Linked DNA regions of Homo sapiens: all the other regions are linked to region 2. A link is a contact called in ENCODE Hi-C or POLR2A ChIA-PET data. All regions are on one chromosome and are shown on one strand. The core of a region is the stretch at or near the end of the contact, and the rest is flanking DNA. Distances in the headings are between cores, read along the strand shown.

Region 1 (3,246 bases), core at 460-2,959, 3.9 Mb before region 2:
AAAAAAAAAAAAAGTATCCTCAATTCACATAGAGCAACCAGAGGCCACAATAAATTACATATTTTACATCTTGATAAAGAATGAATTTCATCAACATGGAGAGCATTCAAAATAAAGAGGCACCTAAAAAATGTAAAAAATTGCTGTTTTAAGAATCCCTCCCTATGGTCAATTATTAAATGTTTAATACATGATCACGAGTTTTTGAGCTTTTTTAAATGCCAGTTTCCAATAACCTTTAACAACATAACCCCATATTTACTTTTCTTGTGAACAAAGGCATATCATTCTGAGTGGCAGCCGTGGCAGAGGGGCAACTGTGTCCAAAAATACCTGATGGCTAATAGTTCCAGTGTGATAACGTCGGAGAATACTCCAATATTTAACTCCTGTTTAAATTTCTAAATAAAATATTACCCAGGTTATTTAATACTCGATTTGAGTTTATTGGGGTCTCTCCTAGAAGGGCCTTCCAATTCCAATTGGAATCCTTTTTCTTAACCATATAATAAGTAGAAAACCATAAGTTCAGTTAAGCACCTACTCATCCCACCCAGGAAAAGTTTCAACTTCGTAGCGAGGGCACAATAACCTCAACTTTTAGCCAACTGCAACCTAAGCTCCTCACCACCCTGCCTCTCTGGGGCTCACTGCAGAGAACATATAGAATGCAGCACAAAGGAGAACGCGTTTCTTCCCCCCGTGAGCAGGAGGTCGCCTCGGGTGGTCGCAGAGGTGCTAGAGGTTCAGGGCTTCTGCAGGTGCCAGTTAGGGGAAGGAGCACAGCCTAGGGGGGAGAAAGTGGTCCCCCCGCCTCCGACGCCTTCGCCTGGCCAGGTGGACCTGCGAGACGGAAAGCTTCCCCAGCGCCTCTGCGTCACCCCGGGCCCACCGCGCAAGGCCCAGGCCGCGTGACGCAAGAGCCCGTCCAAACCCGCCGGACGTCTGGCATCCCAGGAGCTCCATGTTGGAGCCAGGGTGTCAAAGGCGGCCAGTGACGGCACGGGCTCAACTCCCCGTTCTTCCCCACCCGTGGTCGGGGAGAGATCGGGCGAGATCGCCGCCGAGAAAGGAACTCTGACAATGGTTCCTTTCCCGCCCAGCTCCCGGTCAGCCCCTGTCCCGACACACTCTCAGGCCCAAGGACCCGTTCCTCCCTGCCCCCACGGCCGGTGCCCAAGAGTCCGGTTCGCACGCCAGATCTAAATCGCGCGAGGAGCAGCGCCCAGGGCACGCTGGGAATTGTAGTTCAGTAGCCAAACCACGCACCCTGGAAATGCAAATGTGTACATCAGAGAAAGAACTACAACTCCCACCGTGCCGAAGCATGGAAGACTCGCCAGCCTGGCCGGCAACTGGGATGCCGGCGGCGGGGATACCCCTTACCTGCTGTCGCCGCCGTCGCTGCGGCTGCTCCTGACCCGCCGCCGCCAGCACTGCTACCGCGGTGGGGAGTGTTCCGCTTCTTGTTCTTCGGCATCGTGGGACGCCCGGTGCCGCCCAGAGTCGGAGCTTAGCGAGGATCAGCCGATGGAGCTGCACTTTTTACTCGTGCGTCTGTGCGGCGGGCGGCTGAGAGGCGAGTCTTCGGCTAACAACAGAGTCGAGAAGCGGCGGGGGTAAGAGTGGGCGGTGGCGGCAGCAGAAATCCCCGTGAAGAGCTGTGATCGAAAACGATACATGTTTCTCTCTAGCGCGGGAGCTAAGGCGGGGCAGGGGAGGCCACGACGCCTTAAGTAGCAATACCGCCACCTGACGTCACTCTGTGGGCGGGGCTTGAGCGCTTCCCAACCAATCCCTGCACACCTCCCCACTGGACGCCTCCGTCGGGCGGGGCGCGGATCCTACCTACAAATCCCATGCGGCCAGTCTTCCGTCCGCGCCCAGGGAGCCTGTCTTCGTGGCCTCACTGAATTCTGGGAAACGTAGTAAGGCTGGGGCCGGGGCCTCCTCCCAGCCGTCTCTTCCCAACGGGCTTTTCTGCCCACTTGCTTTTCTCCTGGTGACCCCACCCCTGCCTCGGCGCGCCCCCGCCTTGGAACTGGGTGAGGTAGGCACCGGCGATGCACAGTGGGGCGAGTATGCCCTATGACGAGAGTCGGCTTCCAGCTGGCAGCTATGCAATCACCTTTGCTTCTCTTTCTCCGGAGGCTGGTGTTCTCCTTAACCTTTCCCCTACTTCCCTGCGGCACCTGCCAGGCACGCAGCCTTACCTCTCCTGGGTAACATTTCCATGGTTTTAGTTTTAACTAGTTCCATGAACTACTTAAGCCATCATCAGTACTGTACCTGTAATTGGACCGTGGTTCAGGGTTATGTGCCCCCCATCCCCCCCCCCCCCCAAAAAAAGGGATGCTTTCGTCTACTTAGTTGTGGAGTTCGTGTATATCTCAGATTCTAGACTAGGAATATATGACGATTCAGCGTTGTGGGTTTCTATACAAGAATGTGTCCCTTGACAATACTACCTGCCAGTTCTGAGAATTTCACAGCTGGTAAAACAAACACAAGTTATACAGATCAATAATCGCAGTGCTGCCTTTTTTCTCAAGGCACTCCTAGATCTCTGTCTTCCTTGTTAGGACATTTGTCTAGTATTTAGAGCCTGTTATTAGGTTCATATACTATGCTTATGACAGATCAAAGTCCCTGACTCACCTCAATGTAGGTGAGTCATCCGCCACTCCACCTCTCAGCTGAGCTCTATTCTATTTTCAATTGCCTGTAGCAAATTTCCACCAGAATGTTCCACTTGTGCCTCAACCCAACATCTCTGAAACGAATACTATATTTCCTTCTTCCTGTCTTCCCTTTGTTCACTGTACTATTTATTATCCTCCCATATGTTAAATTCCAAAACTCAAATTCATAGTCTTTTTTCCCTTTGATGCACCACCCCCTCCCCACCCGCAAAGCAATTAGTTTTAAAATAGCACTCTTAAATTCCTGTCCTATTCTGTGATCACATGTGACCTCAGTTCATGCCTGGGCATTTTAAGCGATCTCCCAGTCTTTTCATCCATGTTTCATGCACAGTAATGCTGCCAGATTTATTTGTGTGTTCCCTATTTTACTAATCCACCTGCTTTAATAGTTGCTCAAAAACATTCCATGGCTCCCATGACTAACTTTAAATGCCAACCCTTTTAGCCTGGCCCTGACTCCCTTTCCAGCCTCATCTTTCACTGCTTCCTCATACAGTTCTTGTTCTTCAGCCAAACAGGACTGCTTTTCATTTCCAATACA
Region 2 (3,157 bases), core at 187-2,686:
ATGGTGATAGTCATGGCACCTATTGCAATAGTTCTAAATGTCTTCCTTGACATTTTAACAAGTGTCAGAATAATTTTTCTTTAGCAACAAGGAGGAATCTGTCTCAAAAACTAAAGCTCCTTCCACACGCCTGTAAGGCTTAATTGGTGCATACATCTTTTAACTCTCCTGTAGCTAAATAACATGTCTGGCTTATCCACTGCTGGGGTTTACCAGGCATTATGATGTACATAATCCAGACACTGTGTCCCAAGAACATAGCAAGCTGGCTTTCCCTCCTTGATTTAAAAAAATCAAAACAACACAACTATCAGGGTAACATCCACTACATTTGACAGGTCAAAGAATCCCCTTCCTTAAGGACTTTACAATAACCTTACAGGGGGCTAAAGCATACATACCCATGGGTAGTGGGTAAGCCTTGAGAGTACAGTATAAGTCTTGATAACATTTTGAGGTTGATAACTAGTTGAAACTGATCTGTTTTCCCGACCTCAACGTAATTGCAAGGTCACTTCAAGAGGGTAAGGGGCTATTGCAACTACCCAAATTCGCTATTGTAGTATAAAAGCTTTAATTAACAGCATGTATAGGAATGCAAAGCTATGTTCTAATGAAACTTTAAAAAGCAGACACAAATATGAATGTCATATAATTGTCATCTGTCGCAAAACTTTTTTTTTAACCTTTGAAAAATGTGAAACCCATTTTTAGCTCCTAGTACAGCAGAACCTGCGGTGGGCTGGATTTGCCCTGAGGGCTGTAGTTTGCCCCTGTGGTACGTATGAAATGCCACAATTTTAAAAAGATGTGTTACGTGTGGGACCATTTGTGGGGCGGTTTATGCTAACTTCCAATACAGTAATATATGTCAACTCGCTTTTGAGTGACATTTAGTCTGGGTGGCCATGCCCAGGAATGGATATAGAGAAAGGGGCGCGGCCGCGCCGGGCACCACCCTCCAAGAGACTGGTATCGCAGCCCCCAGCTCCAAGGAACTCAGCGCAGGCAGGGGCTTCAGGGACGCGGAGAGGGAGGCTTATCTCTGCTGAAAGGGAATAGCGGCCCGCAAACAAGCAAACCAGGACACTGCTCCGAGGTCCCGCCCAGGAAGGCAAAACGAAGTCCCACCGCTCTCACACCCGGCAACCAACCAAGGCACAGCACGCCCCACCAGCAAGCCACGCCTCGCGCATCACGCACGCACGCACGCACGCACACACGTCTGTCGCGGCTTCCCGCCTTGCGCTCCGTCATGCTCTATTGCGCATATCTCGGGGCGGGGGAGGAACGGAGATTGACAAGGAGGCAGAGGCCTGAGCGAGGCGGAAAATCCTCACCCCGGCCCGCGGGTAGACCCAAACTTCTAGCGCGTCACTTCCGCTGGGGGCGGAGCGGGGCGGGGCTGAGTGGGTGGCGACCTAGCTGCTGCGCCAGTGTTTGTGTTGGAAGCTCAGCTGATGCAGGCCGGTTGGAGTGGACGTCATTGCCGGGAACGAGCGAGTCGCCGCTGCAGCCCTAGTGACTGCGGCCTGCATCCCGGTAAGTAGCCGCGAGGGGACAGGGGCGGGACGATAGGAGGCTGGTTGATCGTTCTGGACCCTTGTCCGGCGCTCCGGGTCGTCCTTTCTTTCTTTGGAGGGCACTTCCCGAGCGAGAGGGTGGGGACACGCCAGGCTTTGGGGAGGAGCTGGCGCTGGAAGGAGCCCGCAGGTCCTGGAGCTCATTGGTACTCGGCGCCCTCCGCCCCCGTGGGCTTTGCTGCCCCAGAAGCGCAAACCGTATTTGGTTTCGCAGGTCCCGCCCTGCTCCCCCTGTCCCATCCCCACGACTCCCTCCTCAATTTTCCAGAGTCTGTCTGCCTTCCCCTGGACTGTAGTGTTCTCCAGTAGTTAACTGGTCACTCTCAGGAGGGTTTCCCTAGTCTACATCATTCTCGACTGTCAGTGTGCACCTGGTGATTCTACTGCCTGATATTTTTTGTCAGTAATCTCTTTCTGACCCCATCCACATTTGATTCTATCCTTGACCGCTGTTGCTTAAGTGGATAAGGTGTATGAATCACTGTGTTGCAGTGCTTCCTATCCCTGTGTCATTTCTATCATTGTGCTGGAAGGAACCTGCTTTCCACGCCTAATACAATGATAACTTTAAAATGGTGACTCATAGGAAAAACTCAGGAGAGTTGTGACATAAGGGACTATCATATAATCCTGCTTAAAATACTGTTTTCAATTCCAAAACAGTTGTATCCTGGTTCTGCAGTCCTAATTTCTGAGAGTTCAAAAATGACAAATGTTTCAGTGTATTAAGAAAATGCTGTTAAACAGTGAAACATTAAGAGCTTATGCCTTGTGAGGCAGTTGTATCAAGCCCATTTTAGCTATTTTGTTAAATTGCTTATGCAAATTAGTTGTCCTTTCAATATAAGAACATGTTTTTATTTCGTAATTATAATCAACTTTTTCTTAATGTTGATCTCTTTTTTTATTTCTATATCAGGACTAAATTAAAATCTTGTAAACGCCCTTTTAATGAGTGATGTTGAATGAAAGGGCCAGTTTCACTAGTTTAGCTATTCACTTGTTTCACATGCAAAGTTGTTACAAGAACAGCCTGTACTTTGAGTTGTTTTTTTTTACCCCAGTTAGAGGGGTTGTGCTGAAGCTGCATATTGCTTCACTCATGGAATATATATTTGTAAAAAGGTCAGAGTTAGAATGCTGAGCCATAGACACCTTCCTGTCCTGCCATTTTTTGTTGTTGTTGGGAGTCTCTCTCTGTCGCCCAGGCTGGAGTGCCTTGGTGCGATCTCGACTCACTGCAAGGTTCAAACGATTCTCTTGCTTCAGCCTCCCGAGTAGCTGGGATTTACAGGCGTGCGCAACCACACCCGGCTAATTTTTTTAAGTAGAGACGGGTTTCCCCATGTTGGCCAGGCTGCTCTCAAACTCCTGGCCTCAGGTGATCCGCCCGCCTCGGCCTCCCAAAGTGCTGGGATTTCAGGCCTGAGCCACCGCACCTGGCCAGTCATTTCTTAGTTCTTATCTTTCTCTGCAGTACTCAAGTATTTTATTCTGTTCATTATCCATTACTTGAAAAAATTTGGTCCTGTCTTGGTTTTCAGTGTCCTGATTTTTTCAGGGTGGCTTTTCTC
Region 3 (2,911 bases), core at 38-2,537, 3.5 Mb after region 2:
TCTTTGACTTTAAATTGTATCGTTCTTAAGACAGAGCCCAGCAAGGACGGATCTATACGGAACTAAGGCCAGTAGAAGAGAGCACTCTGGATTGTTTTTTTCTCACCCCCACCCCGTTTAGCACAGTGAACCGTTTGTTTCTCATCTGTGTCTGCTGCCATAGAATTTGTGCCAATCCCTTGGTCAAAATAAGCTTTTCTGAAATGAGCCATATTGTAGATCCTAAGGCTCCGGCACAGTAAAGGACGGCGGTAATGCAAAAGGAGTGGGGGAGGAGACTGAGAAGGCTGGGTACTGGGGTGACCACTTCAGGGGCGGGTTTACCCTCTCCAGGAGAGGATGAGGAGCTAGCTGTCTCGCTCTCCCACAAAGAGAGATGCCCAGGGCGTTCTTCTTACCCCCTTCGTATTCATGTGCACATTATACCAGAGACTGCCCGTCAAGAAATGGAAGAAGAAAATGGGGCCTATATGGCTTTTCAGCACCTGAACAAGACGCGGTTGAGAAAAGGGAGCGCTGGCAGCTCCTGGGACCACTTCGACACAAACCCTACTAACAGTCACAAGCCTCCGTCTTCACTCAAGCGGCCTTAACCCGCTGCCAATGAGGAGTGCGCCCCCTCCCTAACTCCCCCACTCTCAAGGGGGTTTAACTGCCAGTTACCCCTTTCCCAACCCTAAAACCCGCCATAATGCTCCATTTCTAGGGTCAGGGAGAAGAAAGAATAAATTCGATTTAAGCAAGCAACGTCTTGCGCCGGCAAAGACACCTGAGAGTCAACGTCGGCTCCCCCAGCTTAAGGATAAAGATGAGAGACCTCCCTCCCCCTTGAAACACAAGTACCCCAACCCCGCAAGCCCCAGGAACTCCCATGGAGACGACAGGCACTAACCTGTGATGTTCACACACGAGACACCCGAACCCCGTTATGTGCTCGACCCCCAAGGAGTCTCTCCGCACCTCCGCGAACAGGCGACCCCCCGACAGCAGCCACTGCGGACACAGGACCCGGCTCCACACACCCCCTCCCCAAACAGCAGCGCGCAGCCTCTTCACCAGGAACCGAGGAGTAGGGGAGGGGGCAGCCAGGCAGTCAACAGGAACGCAGAGACGACGGCGAGGCTGCTCGGAGTGTCTATGCCCACTCTGTTGCCGCTCCCGAACTCCGGCACGGTCTCCGACTCGGCCCCCTGCGCCCGCTCAGTGTCACTGCCTCTCGCTCTGGGAAAATGGCGGCGGCGGCGGCGGCGGCCGCGGCGGCGGCGGCGGCGGCGGCAAGTGCACGGGGTACGCCCGTCCCGCTCCGCAGGGGCAGAGGGGGAGGGGATGAAGCTGCCCGGCGCCATTTTGCTTGTGGGCTGCCGCCCGCCGTTGCCTCTCCGCGGAGGCTCGAAGATAGCAAACTGGAGGCGGTGAGGGGGACGGAATCTCTGTCTTTCTGACAACAGATGCATTCAACAATCCACCGAAGGTTTGAGGAAGTGTCGGTATTCGGTGGGACTGGTTCTTTCCCCCTTTCCCCCAGTGGCCCTCAAGTCTGGATATAGGTGAGCTTGGGCATGCCAGTATTGGGTGCACGAACAAGGACAGCAGGGCTTGGGAACGAACTCCCTCCCGTCACCCTCCGAAAGCGATACACCTTCTCCCCCTCCCAAACAACCCCAGTCCCGTCTCCCCGTTCCTCTCCCCCTCCTCCCCCAGCCCAGTCTGGCCTCCAGCGCTGGGTGAACCCGGTTGGGGTGTCACTCGACGCCCACTAGGGGCTGAGGAGGCTCCAGTGCGCAGGCTCCGGGCACCGGATAAAAGCGGAGCTGGCGAGTCTAGTGCTGTCTCGATGGAGGAGCAAGAAACGGAAGAGGTCGGGGGGAGAAGCAGCCGGAAAAATGCAGCCACCGTCAACGCCGCCTCCCTGCCACCGTGCTTCGGGGTAAAAAGCTGCCGTTGCCGTCGGTGCAGTTGCCGTCGCTGCCTCCTATACTTCTCTTGGCCTCGGGGAAGGATTTCCCCACCGGTGGGACAATGTGCGGGGAGGGGAGTGGGAATTCCTTTATATGGCGGTGATTAAACGAGGGAGGGACAGACAGTGATCTCGAAGAAAAAAGGGGGAGACCAAAGAATAAAAGAAGGGTTTCCCCACTAAAATGACACGGCGATTCCGGCTCTTGTTTTGGGGGTCTTTCCCCGAAATGGTTTCCGTCTTCCCCTTGCCCCGCAGCGACCCAGAGCGCTGGGGGAAGCGGAGTGGGGAGAGGCAGAGGCGGTCTCGGCAGCCAATCAGCGCCTGATGTGTCCTGTCGGGCGCGTCGTGGTTGGCTGGCGATGACCTCATCCTGCAGCAGCGGGTGGGGCCAAAGCCGTAGGGGGAGGCTGTTGCAAAGGTAGAGAGGGAGAAGTGACGATGGTGATCGTTGCTGCCGCGGCCGATATGGAACCCAAGCAGTGGCGAAGGGAATCGCAAGGCTCTTCCCTGACCATTTTCTACTGTCCCTGCGCGAGGTGAGGGCCCCGGCTCGGCCTCTGCAAAACTTTGGGGCGCTGGCGCGGAGGAGGAGACAGGATTTCTCCCGTGACTTTTGTAACTGCGTCAGGGCAAGATGGCGCTGGGTCTCTTTGGGGCGCGGGGGGAGAGGCACGTCCACCGCCGCAGCGCATGTGACCGGGCTGCATTCCTGTGGGGTTTGGCTCCGACCCAGGCCGGGGCGGGGGAGGGGACAGGGCTTGGGCGGAGGAGACTGTGGTGCGGTCGGCGTTGGCGGCCTGAAGAGGAAGAGATGACTGTTGGAAAGCGTTCCCCTCCCCCATACGGCAGAACAGCTGCGGCTCCCAGGGGAAAGCCCCCGCAGGACAGTCCTCGTGGGGTGTGACGGCTGTTGGTGGAGAAGGTTTGGCGCCCTATTTTCTTATCTGCCTT

What was found. A loop is a pair of places that touch in the nucleus more often than their neighbours do. ChIA-PET counts read pairs that join two places held with the same protein, here RNA polymerase II (POLR2A). Pooled maps may share reads with other maps.
Region 1: a map of ascending aorta shows a loop between it and region 2 (7-fold over the local background). The contact joins the promoter of IFRD1 here to the promoter of PNPLA8 in region 2. A Hi-C loop is called at or near these places in 6 of 168 maps with a recorded cell type or tissue (CD4-positive, alpha-beta T cell, CD4-positive, alpha-beta memory T cell, CD8-positive, alpha-beta T cell and 2 more), 9 of 37 single-sample maps with no recorded cell type and 28 of 50 pooled maps. POLR2A ChIA-PET finds 5 or more read pairs at or near these places in 10 of 52 experiments (CD4-positive, alpha-beta T cell, CD4-positive, alpha-beta memory T cell, CD8-positive, alpha-beta T cell and 7 more).
Region 3: a map of naive thymus-derived CD4-positive, alpha-beta T cell shows a loop between it and region 2 (12-fold over the local background). The contact joins the promoter of KMT2E-AS1 here to the promoter of PNPLA8 in region 2. A Hi-C loop is called at or near these places in 1 of 168 maps with a recorded cell type or tissue (naive thymus-derived CD4-positive, alpha-beta T cell), 1 of 37 single-sample maps with no recorded cell type and 10 of 50 pooled maps.

Annotation. Positions count from the first base shown.
Region 1 is chr7:112,448,923-112,452,168 of GRCh38, reverse strand. It overlaps IFRD1 (interferon related developmental regulator 1), which reads right to left and starts at 1,709. Exons shown (of 12, transcript NM_001550.4): 1 at 1,387-1,709. The coding sequence starts at 1,480. It overlaps LOC128031837, which reads right to left and starts at 1,682. Exons shown (of 1, transcript NM_001414739.1): 1 at 1,524-1,682. The coding sequence starts at 1,682. The coding sequence ends at 1,524. RefSeq lists enhancers at 865-984, 1,105-1,154, 1,395-1,684, 984-1,801, 1,802-2,619.
Region 2 is chr7:108,524,414-108,527,570 of GRCh38, reverse strand. It overlaps PNPLA8 (patatin like domain 8, phospholipase A2), which reads left to right and starts at 1,436. Exons shown (of 11, transcript NM_001256007.3): 1 at 1,436-1,542. LOC124901722 (a long non-coding RNA gene) reads right to left here and starts at 1,096. Exons shown (of 2, transcript XR_007060473.1): 1 at 1-1,096. RefSeq lists enhancers at 818-1,157, 1,448-1,567, 1,339-2,299, 2,979-3,157.
Region 3 is chr7:105,012,517-105,015,427 of GRCh38, reverse strand. It overlaps KMT2E-AS1 (KMT2E antisense RNA 1), which reads left to right and starts at 1,287. Exons shown (of 1, transcript NR_024586.1): 1 at 1,287-2,911. KMT2E (lysine methyltransferase 2E (inactive)) reads right to left here and starts at 1,223. Exons shown (of 27, transcript NM_182931.3): 1 at 893-1,223. RefSeq lists enhancers at 904-1,133, 1,394-1,513, 1,834-1,883, 1,675-2,214, 2,304-2,673 and silencers at 1,194-1,283, 1,634-1,683.